Linked DNA regions of Homo sapiens: region 2 is linked to region 1. Evidence: chromatin contacts called from ENCODE Hi-C or POLR2A ChIA-PET data. All regions are on one chromosome and are shown on one strand. Each heading gives the region's core, a stretch centred on a gene start or an enhancer-like site at or near the end of the contact. The rest is flanking DNA. Distances are from core to core; before and after follow the strand shown. Region 1 holds the start of BCDIN3D-AS1 (BCDIN3D antisense RNA 1). Region 2 holds the start of LETMD1 (LETM1 domain containing 1).

Region 1 (3,160 bases), core at 109-2,608:
ATTGACACTCTTTCTACTGCTCCCCAGGCCACCCCTGCCCGGGCCACTTCCTCTGGCTGACCATTGTGCTTAAGAAGGAGGACCCATGACAGACGCGGAGAAGTGGGAGGGAGGGATTGCCTCTACAGCCAGAGAACTCCTTAGCCCAAGACCCCCAGCTCCTCAGCAAGGCAGGCCTTTAAGAAGTAGCAGCTGGACAGACTAAGTGGACTCAGCTGATCCAGCCCTGGGATGCCTGGAAAACCAGGCCTGTGGGAGGTGAGGGCCCTCTGTGCCCTTGGGGCCGTGCCAGGACTGGAGATAACGCGGGACCTTGGGCCCAGGACAGGGAGAGGGGAGCTAGGATCCGGGCAGCCGCTTTCTTAGTTGGGCTAAGCCAGGGAAGCGTCGGGCACAGATGAATTCTCTGCATTCTTCTGGCACCGCAGCCAGCACCCAGAGGGCCTTTTCTGCAGACGCTGCCCTGTCCCTGCTCCCTGCCCAACCAACCCTTCTCCCTCCCTTAGCTTCTCTTCAGCGTGCAGCCCACCAGGTCCTTCCTCCTTCCCGCAGCCCCTCAAAGCCTTTGAAGGGGCTGTTCTCTAGGAGACCCGGTCTTTCCGCCTCTCCCCGCCTTCCCCAGGCCCTACCGCCCCAGGCCACGGGGAATGGGAAGGAGTGCGAAAGGGAGCCCCAGGCTCGTCTCCGCGCCTGCGCTTTGGGGAGAGAGCCCCTCCCCCCGCAATAACCCGGCACCGCTAAGCGGCACCCGGACGGTGGGATGCGGGTTGGGTGGGGTGAGCAGCTGGGGCAAGGTCAGTGCTTTCAAAGAGGGAGGGGAGCCCGGCCCCCGGAACATCCCCCACTCCCGAAAGTTTCCCTTCCGGGGCCACGGAGTGTGCGCGAGGATGGCGCGGGGGGCGGGAGGGGGTGGGGTGGGGGTGCACAGAGTCGCAGCCGGACCCCCGAGGAGGGTGCGGCTGGAGGGAGGGACGGAGGGGCGGGCAGCAGGGTTTGGGCAGGAAGCCGCGACGCCCTCTCCGACTCTGTACTGCCACGAGAGCCTTACCCTCCACACCCCACTCCCCCCGGCCCGGAGCTACAGATCGCCCCCCCGCACTCGCCGCCCTTTCAATCCCAAGTAGACCCAGAACTCACCGAAATCAGGTGTTGAGCTGGGCCAGGGCAGGCCGGATCCGCCAGGTCCATGGCCGCGGCTTGGGGGCGGGGGGCAGAGAAAGGGGGGTGCCGGAGCCGCCTCCTGATGTCAAGGCTTTAAAGGGGCCGGGGAGCCCCGCCCCTGGCCCTGACCCCGCCTCCCTCCTCCCTAGCAGCCAATCCACGTTCAGCCTGGATGCGCGCCCCTCCCAGCCCCCTCCAGATGTTCCCAGGACGCGAGCTAAGTCTGCCCGGCCGGCGCGCGCCGCTTCCGCTTTGGTGGGAAGGACCTCCCTTCCCCCTTATAGAAACACTTTCTCCAGGCCGGGCCGGGCTTGGTAAACCTCAGCCGTGCCTGGGTAGAGGACGCCGGGCTGGGCCGAGCGGGGGTGGAATGAGGGCGTCTAGAACAGAGAAAACTAAGTAGGTGCGCGCGGGCCCACAGGCATGCGCGTTTGCTTCTGTGGGGCTGGGCGTGCACGTGTATGTGTGGTTGTGAGCGTCGGTGTTTGTAATTTGCTTTTCTGCATACGTGTTGGGTGTAAATCCATGGGGGAAAGGCTTGAGTGCCTCTTTGGCCTTAAATGCTCCCGCCTCTCTCTTCCTTCTCCAGGATGGGGTCGTCCCCCCAGTAATCTGGAAAACAGTTACAGCAACAGGCTCCTCTCATCAGACGGCAGTGCTGGTCGTTTCCTCACTGGTTTGCGGGGAAGGCTGGGCAGAAAAAGGATGCAACCTTGTTCTCAACCACTTGCTATCTCGGTGAGGATGAGGAAAAGCAAACAGCCCATCCAGGCCCCTGCAGAGCCTCAGAGCTTCAATATCATTCCCATTAGTCCTTAATTAAACACCTATTTGCCCTTGCCTAAATACCGTATAACCCTCACAGCCTGCATTGTAGTGACTGCCCCAGAAATGTAGGTTCTCACCTGGGTTCTGCAGGGAAATACGAAGGAATCCCTAGGTACAGTCTCCGCCTACTTCATTAAAATTTCTTTTGTTGCGAGTATACAAAGGATGCAGCTTAGAGTATCATATTAGTCCAATAAAGGAACATAAAAAGTAAGGCAAGTTAGGGTGCTCAGATTGGCTAGGATTAAGAGTTCTTTTCTGAAGGAGGTTTATTTAAATACGGAATTTGAAGGGCAGAGAGAGCTTGAGTAGGGTCCAGGCAGGGTAAAGGCCACAAGGAGATTCAGATAGGAAAGAGCAAATTATCTGCGTGGGACCGTGAGCAGATCACCGTGGTACGTTGGGAAGTGGGAGAAATTAATGGAGGAGGTTTCTTATGGAGGAGAGCAGAATAAGGATATGGATGTGACAAGACATAAGATAAAGAAGTCATTTTGGGTTCTTGAGCATAGAGGTAGTTTGATGAAAAGAGTGCCCAAGGACAGCTATTACTGGAACCTAAAAGATGTCTTGATGGGTACCCCCACCAGCTTTCTCATTTTTTTGCTTAAAAAATATTTTATTCTTTTCTTTTCTCTGAGATGGAGTCTCACTCTGTCCCAGGTTGGACGGAGTGCAGTGGCACAATCTCTGCTCACTGCAACCTCCACCTCCTGATTTCAGGTGATTCTCCTGCCTCAGCCTCCCAAGTAGCTGGTATTATAAGAGTGCACCACCACACCTGGCTAATTTTTGTATTTTTAGTAGAGACGGAGGCTTCACCATGTTGGCCAGGCTGGTCTCGAACTCCTGACCTCAGGTGATTTGCCCACCTCGGCCTCCCAAAGTGCTAGGATTATAGATGTGAGCCACCATGCCCGGCCCTTAAATTATTCTTAACGTGCAATAAAATGCACACATCTTAGGTGCTTTGTTTGGTGAATTTCAAAATATACACCTATGTAATTAACACCCAAAACAAGATACTGAACCACCACCCTATAAAGTTCCCTCATGCCCCTTTATAGTTGATCACCCCACACCCACCACCACCCTCCCCTGGCAACTTCCTGAATTATAGCACCATAGATTTGTCTGCATTTGTATTTCACATATATGGAGCTTTACAGTA
Region 2 (2,804 bases), core at 288-2,787, 1.2 Mb after region 1:
ACAGTCATTAATAACCTGTGCTAATATAAAGCTCTGTGACCCATAAAGCATTATACAGATGTGGGAGCTTTCACAGCTGTATTCTCTTTGGATCCTCAAAGATTTCTTATAAAGTAGGTACTATTATAAGGGAAATAAACTCAGAGCTAAAGTGACATATCCAAGGTAACATTCACTAAAACAAACGTCAATGCCAAGATTGAACCTATATCCAGGGAACCCACATGGGATGCTCTACCACCTTCCATGAAGAATAAATATTCATATATATCCAAGAGGACTGTTAATTCTTGGAGGCAGTTAAGTACCACTTCTGGGAATCCTTCTTAGTTTCAAGTATGAATCTATTCAAACATGTTTACTGAACACCTACTATGTGCTAAGTAAGGCACCTAGTGTTGGAGGTGCAGCAATGAACAAGGCAGAGAAGATGCTTACCCTCATTCTAGTTCAGGGAGCTGTCAAACAAGGACACAAATACATAAACACTGTAAGTGACAGATGCTACAAAGAAAATACAAGGCCGGGTGCAGTGGCTCACGCCTGTAATCCCAGCACTTTGGGAGGCCAAGGCTGGCGGATCACTTGAGGCCAGGAGTTGAAGACCAGCCTGACCAACATAGTGAGATCCCGTCTCTACTAAAAATACAAAAATTAGCCGGGCGTGGTGGCGGACGCCTGTAATCCCAGATACTCGGGAGGCTGAGGCAGGAGAATCGCTTGAACCCGGGAGGCGGAGGCTGCAGTGAGCCAAGATCGCGCCACTGCACTCCAGCCGGGGCGACAGAGCAAAACTGTCACAAAAACAAAACAACAAAACAAAACAAAACAGAGTAACATGAGAATAAGTGTGAAGTGTGTCCTTTTCGCCGGCACTGCTTCAGATAGGGTGGTCACAGAAATCCTCTCAGAATAGTAACATTTAAGTTGAGACAGAGCTTGGTCTTCGGTAGGTGCTTAACGAAAACCATTTTCCCACAAACTTAGTTCTGGAAACGACAAAGAGAGGAAAAAGTGTACTCAGTCCGCACAGGGGCCGCTCCCAGGCCTCCAACCTTCGCCGCCAGACTGACTGGAAAGTGGACAGTTCCCGGCCTATCCACGCCGGCACCATTAGAGGGCGCCGCGGGTCCTCCTAGCCCCAGGCACTGGCAAACTGACATCTGCTACCTAACAGTCGAGGCTCCGACGCCCCGAGTCCAGGCAGAGGGCAAGGGCGGCGCTGGGAAGCCCTGAGGCCCTAAGGAATCGCGGAGGGTCACTGGGCGCCTCAAGGACAGGGTGCCCTCCGCGTCGCAAACCCACACCAGTGGCATAAGAACTCGCTCCCTCTGGGACACCCTGTTTCCGGCGCCTTTAAACCTGGAAGTACTGCTGTGTCCAATCCTGGCCCTCCTTCCGCACTTAGTCTTTGAGTCCTTCCCTCTCCTGGCTTGTGCTGGAGCCAAGCAGGCTATGGCTACCAATCAGCGCTCAGAAAAGACGCATGCGTCTTCGAACGAACGCGACGTACGGTTAACTTTGACCCAAAGACAACCTCTTCTCTCCCGCTTCTCTCGCTGTGAAGATGGCGCTCTCCAGGGTGTGCTGGGCTCGGTCGGCTGTGTGGGGCTCGGCAGTCACCCCTGGACATTTTGTCACCCGGAGGCTGCAACTTGGTCGCTCTGGCCTGGCTTGGGGGGCCCCTCGGTGAGGGACCTGTAGCGAGAAAAGCATTTTTGACGTCCAGGCTCTTTCAGTGTCTCAACCTTGCTTGCATTCTGTCTCTTAATTCTCAGAGTTCCACGCCTTGGCCCTGGAATTTTTATTCTTCTGTTCAGGATTCAAACTCCGATCCCCACTAGTGACCCGGCTTCCTGACCCTCTGTACTCTCAGTGCCCCATATTGTCTGGTTTCCCCGCGTGTCCTGAGCTCATCTTTCAGCCTCACTTTTTCGGCTCAGGTTTTACCGCTGCTATCTCGATTCCACCTCTTTCTGACTTAGCCTGCAGTTCAAATTGTCCCACAGGCATTGCGCTCTCTCCAGAGGCATACCCTGAGTTACTTTCCTGCCTGGCCTTTGCCTGATTTGTGTTTCACAGTCTGATTGCCTATCTCTTCTTGACCCCAAGACCTTCCTTGGATTTCAGAAGTGTCAAGCCTTGGGATACAATCTCCGAGACTCCTGCTTTACATTAGGGACTCAAGGCGTGAGGGAGCTTCTAGGACTGATTCCCAGATAGTCTCTTTGATCTTCCTTGTAGGTCTTCAAAGCTTCACCTTTCTCCAAAGGCAGATGTGAAGAACTTGATGTCTTATGTGGTAACCAAGACAAAAGCGATTAATGGGAAATACCATCGTTTCTTGGGTCGTCATTTCCCCCGCTTCTATGTCCTGTACACAATCTTCATGAAAGGTAAAAACGAAACTACAATAGAAATTCCGGAATCAGCTCTTGGGCAGGGTCAAAGAGTTAGCATAAATAAGATCATTTGCAGGTTCTGCTATGGGGATGTGAGCCGAGATATCTTATATTTCATAAATGCCTGCGCCTTAAACTAATTCCTATAAATTAGCACTTCTTGAGAATGTTTCTAGAAAGATGTTATGAGAAACAACTTATGACAGCAACATGAGGGAGGGAGAATATAGGTATGTTCTCGTACTTTCTTAACCACACACCTGGCTATAGTAGAAATTTTTTGCCTTGCACACGGCAGGGATCTGTGGCTGTATAGACCTGCCCTGTGATGTATCAGTTGACTTACCCATAGGAAAATGAGGTCTAACCCTTGTTATGAATCTATATTAGGTAGTATGTTGT

The links. Hi-C counts contacts between places; a loop is a spot of excess contacts on that map. ChIA-PET counts read pairs that join two places held with the same protein, here RNA polymerase II (POLR2A). Pooled maps may share reads with other maps.
Region 2: a pooled map shows a loop between it and region 1 (5-fold over the local background). The contact joins the promoter of LETMD1 here to the promoter of BCDIN3D-AS1 in region 1. A Hi-C loop is called at or near these places in 1 of 50 pooled maps. POLR2A ChIA-PET finds 5 or more read pairs at or near these places in 2 of 52 experiments (A673 and CD8-positive, alpha-beta T cell).

What each region holds. Positions count from the first base shown.
Region 1 is chr12:49,827,185-49,830,344 of GRCh38, forward strand. It overlaps BCDIN3D-AS1 (BCDIN3D antisense RNA 1), which reads left to right and starts at 1,359. Exons shown (of 3, transcript NR_027501.1): 1 at 1,359-1,560; 2 at 1,751-1,899. NCKAP5L (NCK associated protein 5 like) reads right to left here and starts at 1,229. Exons shown (of 13, transcript NM_001037806.4): 1 at 1,138-1,229. RefSeq lists enhancers at 638-687, 1,103-1,681, 1,682-2,260 and a silencer at 948-1,357.
Region 2 is chr12:51,046,790-51,049,593 of GRCh38, forward strand. LETMD1 (LETM1 domain containing 1) reads left to right here and starts at 1,538. Exons shown (of 9, transcript NM_015416.5): 1 at 1,538-1,689; 2 at 2,245-2,396. The coding sequence starts at 1,568. RefSeq lists enhancers at 813-932, 983-1,062, 1,153-1,422, 1,244-1,782, 1,533-1,582 and 1 more.